Linked DNA regions of Homo sapiens: region 1 is linked to region 2. A link is a loop called in an ENCODE intact Hi-C map of the cell type or tissue named here. Cell type or tissue: ovary. All regions are shown on one strand. Each heading gives the region's core, and the rest is flanking DNA. Links, peaks and the distances in the headings are about the cores only. Region 1 overlaps AFG1L (AFG1 like ATPase). Region 2 has its middle 37 kb from the start of SEC63.

Region 1 (5,380 bases), core at 73-5,072, 530 kb after region 2:
TCCCTGAGTGTGAGTGTATGTAGAAGAGTCCCCCTGTCAAGTTATGTTATAAAAGTTCATCTGAGGTCAGATATTGGGAATAAAGTTTCATTTTTCCATCGAAACAATCACGTAATGTTAGTTGGGGTGCTGGTCAAACGCATAGAAGCCTATGTAATTCTCAGTGTAGCTTCCCTATAATGTCATTTTGGTACGAAAGAACTTAAACCCTGAGAAAAAAACTGTAGCTCAGTCTCCACCTAAGTAACTGGAGCATGTGCCCACTTCTGTGCCCCCAATCCGCAATCTCCTTCCCCAGTTCCAGGGGCCTGCTGGGATTGGCTGCAGTGGAAGAGGCTCTTTGAGCTGGGAGAAGGGTTTATGCAGAAAGTGGGGCTAGAAGGCTTTGGCTGGATCTCTGGAGGGGAGGGAGTTCCATGGTGGCTGGAAATCTCCAAAGCTGGTTTCATAAAATAGCATGCAAGAAAAAAACCCAAGTCTTCAAGAATAGCCATCACTAGGAAACAGTATGGTAGCTCTACTAAAAGAAAAGTAATGCCAACATGAAAAACAACCCCTAGATTGGAGAGCAACATTTCACTTTATATGTCTTTCTTCTGAGCCCTGCCCCTATTACATTCTCAGCATTCCAGTCTTTCTCCATAGAAGTCTCTCAGCAAATGCTCTTTTTTTGAAATGCTTTAAATGTATACTTTGAGACGGAGGTTTGAGCTGAGTACTGCTGTGGAAAGCTCCTGCTCAATTCAAAACACAGACCGGGGGGATGTCTTTAGAGTCAGGAGAAAACATCATGTGCCAAGGGTGCTCTCCAAACTGATGACTAGTTCCCAGACTTAACAGAGGTCAAGCGGAGAAAAAGGAAAACTTTCTTTAGAGAAGAAAAAGAAAAATCTTATCACTTCTCATATTTCTTTAGGCAGTGTATGAGCTTATTTGCTGATATCACTAATCCTGAGATGAAAAACAGGATGGACTTAAGTAATTTTTAACCTATTTCTGAGGCCAAAAAGACTGTAGTATTATTTTAATCAAATTTATGCATTTTCAGTGGGACTTCAAATTTTAATAATAAGGCAATACTTTTATCTTCTTAAAGTATATTTCCTGTACTTATAAGTGTGCAAATGACATAATTTTAAAATTAGTTGGAATATTGAAAAAAATTAAAATTTCACTTGTAAAATAAGTGGATGTGCTTATATCCATTTATTTATTTAAGAAACACATGATGTTTTCTGTGTCCTGGGCATGGTTCTATGTGCTTTATAAATAAACTCTTTTGATCCATATAACAGTCTTATGAGATAGGTGCCATTATAATCATTTTATAGACAGGGAAGCTGAGACACAGAAAACAGCTAAAACAGATTAATGAATTGCTAAGATATAACCGAAGTCAATAAAATTAGCAAAGTGCTAACGTATTAAATTTTCCATTTCATTGCCTCTGTCCTGAAAACAGTATTGCTGGTCCAAGTAACTTGAACCTACACTTGACGGCTGCTTTATCTGAGATTAAAAACATGCAGAAGGATTGGGCGCCTGGGTCCCTGACATTTGGGTTCTTGATCAGTTACGGGAATCTGTCTTGCAGCAAGTCTGTAAGTTACCTTTATTAGATTTACTAATCTCAAAAGAAGTCACTTGCTGGTAGGAAAGGATTTTCTTTGGAAATGAGTTTATAACTTCTTTTACAGTCAGAATTAAGATGAATGTTCCCTATTGGCATATAGCAGTTCATTTTTCTGGAACAGAAAATTACAAATGTTAAAATCTGCCCTCTTGTCGAGTGTCTACTGACTCAGTCCAGCAGCTCACTAGGACCCTCACATCTGTTGCCCTAGCTGGTCATTCGGTCCAGTCAAACATGCCTGTCCACTGACCTTTCGTCTGTGCTGCATGGAGCCATCAGTCTGTCTTACCTGCTTGCCTAGGGGGCTTTCTGGATGTCGTCCCGAGAATTTTCCTGTCTCAGGGCTGTACTTTCTGGGTTCCCGGTGGTTGATTGCTGGTCTCTAATGATGCAGTGGAAAGGGCTTGAGATCTGGCATTGGAAAATTCAGTTCTGCTAATTATTGTTTTGTGACCTCGACCAAGATAGTGCTCTGAGCCTCAGTTGTGTCATCTTATAAATGGGAATCATAATGCCCATTTCATAGAGTTACTATGAGGATTGTTGGTGAAAAGCGCTTTGCAAATGGCAAAGGATTAAACGAACATCAGTTGTTATTGATACTAATGATTATGATCATAAATCCTACTTTCTGCTTTGTGTTATAGCCTTTTGAGGAATGCAAAACAGAAGACACATTCCAACCCACTGGTTTCTAACAGAAGGGAAAAGATACGCATTAAATGGCTAGACACCAAGAGCACACGGGTCTGGCTTAATGAGATGCTGGAGAAGATTGTTAAATTCAAATCCATGTTTTCAGGATTAATACAGAAAATGAATTGTTGCTTGTTTGGTGAACATCAAAGATTTCCCAGAAAGAGGGCACCATCTTGTGGTCAGTAGGATGAACTGACAGGAGAAAAAAAAAAGGCCAGTGGTTCTCAAGGCTACACATTCCTAGGCCTAGGTCCACATCCAGGGTCAGGTATGGTGGGTCAGATGTGGGGCCCCAGCATCAGCACTTGTTAATGTTCCTTGTAAGATTCTAAGGTGCAGCAGGGTTGATCACCGCCAATCAGGCAGGCCGTGGAGCTCTTGCCTGTGACTACACAGCCGGTACGCACAGAGAGCCCTGCCTGCAGCTGGGTCCTGACTCTGGGCGCCTGATGCAGAGACCACGGCACTTTCCAGGGAGCAGAGGCTGTTGCTATGATTCCTGGAGCCCAGGTCATCAGCACACTGGCACACACAAAGTCACCTCCCAGAGCCCACCCCTCTCCTCCCTGGGGACCAAGGCTCCTCTGCCTTTCTTCTCCACCCACACTAACAACGTCAAAATAGTTAACCACGCAGCACTTCCTAGTTTAGAAAGCACTTTAGGAGGCCAAGGCGGAAGGATCGTTTGCTCCTACCATATCCGTCGTCCACAGCAAATTCTGCAAGGGAGATGCAATTATCCTACTACCCATGAGGAAACTGGGGCACTCGGAGGGTAAGTGGTTTCACAAGCATATCGAGTAAGCATATGTCTTCTGGATCCCGACCCTGTGCTCTGCAGCCCTTCTGGTAGTAGTAATAATAGTAGCCCCCATTTTAAAGTCATCGTGGGTCTTGAGGCTAGAACAGGAAAGATGTGGGTGTAGGGGTATGCACAAGGGTGTTGTTTTGCACAACCCCATATGTGATGGCAAAGAACTGGAATCAGTGGTTGGCAAACTTTGAAATATTTAATCTTCACAATAATTGAGAGAGTGTCCTACTTTGTCACCCAGGCACAATCATGGCTCGCTGCAGCCTTGACCTCCCAGGCTCAAGTGATCCTTCCACCTCAGCCTCCTAAGTAGCTGGGACTACAGATATGCACCACCATGCTGAGCTAATTTTTAAAATTTTTTTTAAAACACAGATGGGCTCTGGCTATGTTGGCAGGGCTGGTCTCGAACTCCTGGGCTCAAGTGATCCTCCCACCTTGGCCTCCCAAAGTGCTGGAATTATAAGCATGAGCACCACGTTTGGCCCCACTTTCCACTTTCAAAATGCTTGCAGACCCCAAAGAGCTTTTATGTGGGTGGGATATATAATCACCAGTATTAGAAATCAAACAGAAATTGTTAGATATTTAATTCATTTAAAAATAACAATAAGCACATGAAATATTACCTAAATAGCATTATGAAAAGTAACAGCATTTCCAAAACAAAAAACAAGTTAGTGAGAAAAGTGGCATTGTTTTAAATTTTTGCCAATGTCTGGTTTAGTAAAATACAGACAGATTCTGTTGGAATATCACACATCATGTAGCTCCTGAAAAAATCAACTGTGTGCATGTGGGAGAATGAGTGAGAAAGGTAAATAATGTCTTAGTGGTTTTATGGAAAATGACTTTGACCTCATGGACTCACTAAGAGTCACAGGTCCCTCAAGGGTCCCTGGACCACCCTTGGACAAGGCTGAGTTTATTGCTAATGGGATGAAGGATTCCCATGTGCCCACTGGAGCCCACTGGTAAGAGCTGGTATTGGCAACTGGAGTGGAGAGGGGGTGCTAAGCATGGGAAGGGTGGGGCCAAGCTGGATGGGAATTTGAATACAGGAGAAGATGGTAGCCAGTCTACCCATTGAGACCCCCTAGCCACTGCCTCATGTCATCCTTGTTGCTGCCTACTGCTCTGAGCCCTAAGCACTTTGCCAGCCCAGCCCCAACCTTGCAACTCTCTTCTTTAGCTTCTCCTCCTGTGTCTCAGCTCCTCCTTCTCTGAAAGCTTCTGGTTCCTTTTCCTTTTCTCACCATCTAAGTTCTTTCTTGGATCCACATAAAAATGGCGATTATAAAAAACAACACCCAATATTATACAAAGTACTTTCACACATAACGTCTTTTTCACACTCTTTTCTTGATGTCCATAGCAACAAATACCAGCCGATGCCAGTTATTCTCAAGTGTGTCTTCCCATCCCTGACTCCACCAGTCTCCTGTTCTGTACTTCCAATTGCCTACTGGATCTCTCCTTTTGAATGTTGCGTAAACTCAGTGTGTCTCAAATAGTTACCCAACCCAATCCTCCACACTGAAATATTTTCTGGCAGTGCTACACCTTTTGCAGTGATACTGTCTCAGGCACTCACACAGCTGCAGTACTCTAATACTCTGCCACTGGCCCCTTGGCAGTCGACAAGAGCCAGTGATGTTGGGAACAGAAAAGAAGGGATAGACATTAGAATCATGTTACATGATGGAGAAAGGGTTCAAGATAAGTATCAGTGCAGGACAGGACTTGGAGAATGGTTAGTTATTGGAATGAATGGCAAATCCAACAATCTGAAGACAGGAGCAGTTTGAGCAAAGGTGATCCCAGGACTTTCAGCCTGTCCTGCATGTTTCTACGGTTTCGTCTACAGTGACTGGATCAGTTCTGGAGTCTCCCAGTTCTCATTATCCACCTGGGGGCTGGGGATAAGACTCCAGAGAGTCCTAGGACAAGCTGGCCTTTGGGAATGCAGTAGATAGTTCTCATTTCTCTGATTCACTCTTTAATTTATTGAATAAACACTGTCAAGTGCTTCTTATGACAAGGCACTCTGCTAGATGCTATGTGGGACATAATGAAGTTTACAGCTTTAAAAAAAAAAAGTCATTATTTTGGCCAGGCACGATGGCTCACGCCTATAATCCCAACACTTTGGGAGGCCAAGGTTGGGGGATCACTTGAAGCCAGGAGTGAAAAGAAAGAAAAAAGAAAAAGAAAAAGAGTTATTATTTTAATAG
Region 2 (5,380 bases), core at 145-5,144:
AGGATTCGGTGGTGGGGGAAGGTAAACTGCAATGCAATCACTACAAAAGTCTCAGCCAACCTTGCAGATTGCTGTGAATCTGGGGTGGCCCTTCAGAGATGTCTCAACTTGCTGCCAAGGGGCCAGGCCTTTGTTCTCTCTTATGGACAAGTCATTGAATGTAACATTCCCCCACCCCCACCCACCAGGAGGCATAATCTTGGAGCTTTCATTGGCAGAGAGACCCTGCTCTGGGAGGGGCTCAGTTATGAGCTGTTTGGCCCCTGAGGGAATGAGTGCCTTAGTCCTGCAGAAGGATCTAAATGGCACACCACAGCATTCACTATATACACGCAAAAATGTAAGTCTCGGGAGATATAAAAATTAGATTAGATAAGCATAAAGAGCCAAGTGCCTGTAGTCCCAGCTACTCAAGAGGCTGAGGCTGGAGGACTCCCTGAGGCCAGGAGGTTGAGTCTGCAGTGTGTTATAATCAAGCCTGTGAACAGCCACTGTACTCCAGCCTCGGCAACATAGTGAAACCTCATCTGTAAAAACAAATATAAAAAAAAAGCATAAAGAAAACCTTTAAATCCTCACCGCTAGCCTTTTCTAATCAGTTTTAGTATAAATATGCAGTTTTGTAATTATTGTGAGATTTTGTGTGTGTTGTCTGCTCTTTAAAGTGTTTAAAGAGCATTTGAGAGACTCCGATTGAACTTGGGATTTTCATTAAATGATTAGAAGAGTTTAGTTAAATAAATTTTGGTAAATGTTTAAATGTTTAGGGAAATTTAACTTATTTAAACCTATTAAGTTTGGGTTGGTTCCTCTTATAAGTAGTTTGAATACTTACGAGTGTTAATTGTTTAAGGAGACGTTAATTTAACAAATTCATAAAATTAATAAATTTGGCATGGAACAAAGCCCAAAGAGTAGTGAGCATTACTCTCCATACACAAAAGCCTCTCAGACATTAAATAAGCTATCAATATATTCCAGGATGGCAGGGTTTTTTTTTTTGTTGTTTGATTTTTTTTTTTTTTTTTTTTTTTTTTTTGAGACAGAGTCTCACTCTGTTGCCCAGGCTGGAGTGCAGTGGTGCTATCTCTGCTCAATGCAAGCTCCACCTCCCGCGTTCACGCCATTCTCCTGCCTCAGCCTTCTGAGTAGCTGGGACTATAGGCACTCACCACCATGCCCGGCTCATTTTTTGTATTTTTAGTAGAGACGGTGTTAGCCAGGATGGTCTCGATCTCCTGACCTCGTGATCCGCCCGCCTCGGCCTCCCAAAGTACTGGGATTACTGGTGTGAGCCCCCTCGCCCGGCCGATGGCAGGGGTTTTATCTTTTCATCATATACGCCAATTTCAATCATTGGTGGTGGATGCTATGTTGAGATCTATGACGTCTGGGCTCAGTGGGAAATTCTGTCGTGATTGACTAGTCATGTCTGCCACAGGTGTGACAGCTCAGAGGATCAGCATATATGCAATATATTTATCAACATTGGGTCATTAGATAATCAGAAAAAAAGGTATTCAAACTATATTATCAGAAAAGAACGTATCCAAACTATATTATCTTTACTCCCCCTGGAAAGTCTTCACTGAATTTAAAATGGAATATCATTACCTAGGCTTTTATGTAGGGGTGATATCAGGAATATCCATCTAAATAATGTTTCTCTATATTTTCGGAACTGAGACTGAGAACACTGTAATCTTAACCAGTGTCCCTACATAAGGTTTCTTGTAGTAAATTTCTCCTAGAATTCAGTTGCAGAAAAAGTGTTTTCACTGGGTGCAGTGGCTCAAGCCTATAATCCAGCATTTTGGAAGGCTGAGGCAGGCAGATTACTTGAGGTCAGCAGTTCAAGATCAGCCTGGCCAACATGGTGAAAGCCCACCTCTACTAAAAATACAAAATTAGGCCGGGCGTGGTGATGCACACTCGTAGTCCCAGCTACTCGGGAGGCTGAGGCAAGAGAATCACTTGAACCCGAGACGTGGAGGTTGCAGTGAGCCGAGAATGCACCACTGCTTTCCAGCCTGGTGACAGAGCGAGACCTTGTCTCAAAAAAAAAAAAAATACAAAATACAAAATTAGCCGGGCATGGTGGTGCACCTGTAATTCCAGCTACTTGGGAGGCTGAGGCAGGAGAATTTCTTGAACCCCAGAGGTGGAGATTGCAGTGAGCTGGGATCATGCCACTGCACTCCAGCCTGGGTGACAGAGTAGGACTCTGTCTCAAAAAAAAAAAAAAAAGTGTTTTCATTGGATGAAAGAGTATGACCCTTTTATTGGGCAACAAAATAACAGTGAATTATACTGTCAAATTGCAATCCTCCCTTCCCTCCCCACCACTACTTTTTGTTTTTCACTCCGGCAGTAAAAATCTGCATTGCTTACTAATACTTTGGTGTGAGTATATTCTTCAGGGAGCTCAAAGGGACTCTGATATCTGCATTGAGGTAGAACGCATAGGACACACACTGAGACAACACAGGAATAGAATGGTGAGGGGGGTCAGCTGAAGTCAGAGTTAAATATTTCAAATGCACTGTCTGAGTCCATTCATTTCATAACTGAATGTTTAAGGATTACAGAGACTACTAGGCATGGGTACAAGAAGATGAGTAATGGCTGAGCACAGTGCCTCATATCTATAATCATAGCACTTTGGGAGGCCGAGGTTTCTTTCTGTGGAAGAATTCCTTGAGCTCAGGAGTTCAAGACCAGCACTGGGCAACATAGGGAGATCCTCGTCTCTACTGAAAATACGAAAATTTGCCAGGCTTCACAGTGCCACCTGTGGTCCCAGCTACTCGGGAGGCTGAGGTGGGAGGATTGCTTGAGCCCAGAAAGGTGGAGGCTGCAGTGAGCCAAGATAATCCCATTGCACTTCAGCCTGGGCGACAGGAGTGAGTCCCTGTCTAAAAAAAGAAAAAAAGAGAAAAAAAAATTTGTGTTTTGGAAATACTGTAGAATCCTAGTTTCCATTTATTGGATGGATTGGATTGGGAGTCAAGCTTTCAGGCAGGGACTATTGTTTCTGGAAAATATGGTTGAATAAAAAAAGGAAGTGTGAAACAACCTGTACAGTGTGATCTTATTTCAATACCACATTTTGCTGTGTATGTGTATATGTATATATATACACATATATCTCATACATATACATAAAGATCTTGAAAATGTATATATCAATATCAATCTAATAACAGAGTTTATCTCCTAAGGAAGGGGAAGAGAGGAGGTGTAGAGTGGACCAAAGAACTTGCCTTTGGCCAGGCTCAGTGGCTCATGCCTGTAATCCCAGCACTTTGGGAGGCCAAGGTGGGCGGATGGCTTGAGCTCAGGAGTTTGAGACCAGGCTAGGCAACGTGGTTCGAACCCTGTCTCTACAAAAAAAAAATACAAAAATTAGCCAGGCTTGATGGCACACACCTGTAGTCCCAGCTAGATTGCTTGAACCCAGGAGGTTGAGGCTGCAGTGTGCTGAGATGGAGCCACTGCCCTCCAGCCTGAGTGACAACGTAAGGCCCTGTTTTAAAAGAAAAAAGAAAAGAAAAGAAAGAAAGAGAAAGAAAGAAACTTAGCCTTTGTTCTGCAGACTTAATTTTGTAAGCAGAATTGAGATCTACATCCAGTTACCCGTTGTGAGTGATGAAGTGACTTGGGACCTATTCGAACATAACATATTCTTCCAGGGAAAGTCTCATGGGTTCAGCCGTTCAGCGACTATTCACTGGGCCCTGGACACTGCTGGGGCGATGGGAGGTTCCTGCCCCTGTGGAGTTTACAGTCCAGTTGTGGAGGAGAGAGACACACGTGAGACACTAATCTGACGATGCTAACAATGTGTGCCAGGCAGTGTATAACACATATGTTCTGGAGACAGGGGGATCTCTAAAAGTTTGAGTTGGATGAAAAAGCCTTCTCAGAGAGGCAGGGATTGAACTGGCCCCTAGAGGAAGAGCTTTCCAGGCTAGGACTTCACGTGAGCAAATGCACAGATGTTGCATTGTGTTGACTATTGAATATGGTGCATTTAAAGTACAGTCATGGCTGAGGGTTCAGAAGTGGGAAGTGACTTTGGAAAGGTGGTTGGGCCATCTCTCAAGATGAGGGCAGAAGGCAAGGCTGAGGCTCCTAAATGACAGTTATAACTAAACTTATATGTTGAGTAGACATTACACATGACCTATTGGAAAGAAACTATTAAGTGATGTACTATAAAGTCATTTTAATTTGCCCACAGAGGCATGAGTTGGATTTAAGGAAGCAAATCCTTTTAAAATGGACACTTTAGAGTCTATTCCTCTTGTATCAAATTGCTGTTGGGAAATGAAGAAATTTGGGGACATGATGGAAATGCTCTAGTTTTTTGTTTTTTGTTTTTTTTTTAGACAGGGTCTCGGTCTGTCACCCAGGCTAAAGTGCAGTGGTTTGATCAAGGATTACAGCAGCCTCGGCTTCCTGTGCCCAAGCAATCCTCCCACCTCAGCCTCCCAGGTAGCTGGGACCACAGGCACATGCCACCACACCCAGCTATTTAAAAAACATTTTTTTTTTTTTGTAGAGACAAGGTCTCATATGTGGCCCAGTGCTGGTCTCAAACTCCTGGGCTCAAGCAATTCTCCCATCTCGGCCTCCCAAAGTGCTGGGATTATAGGCATTACGGGCGTGAGCCACCATGCTCAGCTTTATTTTTGTTTTTGTTTTTTTTTAAGTGGAGACAGGGTCTCACTATGCTGCCGAATCTGCTCTCAACCTCCCAGGCTCAAGCAATCCTCCCACCTAAGTGTCCTGAGTAGCTGGGGCTACAGGAGTGTACCACCATGCCCAACTAATTTTTAAATATTTTTGTGGAGACAGTGTCTCCCTATATTGTTCAGGCTGGTCTCGAGCTCCTATGCTTGAGTGATCCTCCCACCTCAGCCTCCCAACGTGCTGGGATTGCAATTGTGAGCCACTGCACTTGGCCTACTCTGTGTCTTGATTGTCGTGGTGTTTTTACAGATGCAAACATTTGTTAAAATCCTCTGCATTGCACACTTAAAATGGGTGTGTTCTCTCGTGAGCAAATTATACAATACAAAATAACAGAGTGAATCTGAAAAATAAAAAATAACTGCCCTGGACTTCCTTTCCTTAGGCTGAGCAATACCATTTTAGAAATAGTTTAGGAATTTCAGTGAGTAAACAGGAAAAGAAAGATTCGGAGTTACTAAAGAGACTGGAAACAAAAATTTCCAATTAACTGTATGATTATTAACCAGCCAGCATGGGTTTACATAATAATTCCAGAGGTTTTTATGACTTTCATTTTTCTTTTGCCTTTAAACATTTTCTTCAATAAGCCAATCATGAGAATGTTCTGTAGGTGGTGGGAGGC

What was found. A loop is a pair of places that touch in the nucleus more often than their neighbours do. Peaks named below come from ENCODE experiments on the same cell type or tissue, not always from the same donor. Only the 100,000 strongest peaks of a DNase experiment are listed, where the experiment ranks them.
Region 1: it touches region 2 in a loop (4-fold over the local background); 40 of 110 quality-filtered maps call a loop at or near these places.

Annotation. Positions count from the first base shown.
Region 1 is chr6:108,524,363-108,529,742 of GRCh38, forward strand. AFG1L (AFG1 like ATPase) reads left to right here. Exons shown (of 13, transcript NM_145315.5): 13 at 1-1,639. Among named protein-coding and RNA genes, the nearest start is that of FOXO3, 34 kb to the right of the region's middle. In ovary, for the core only: a CTCF peak has its summit at 2,488 (motif pointing left); a DNase peak (open chromatin) is centred at 2,702.
Region 2 is chr6:107,992,129-107,997,508 of GRCh38, forward strand. No RefSeq gene overlaps it. Among named protein-coding and RNA genes, the nearest start is that of SEC63, 37 kb to the left of the region's middle. In ovary, for the core only: no CTCF peak of the experiment used is centred there; no DNase peak of the experiment used is centred there.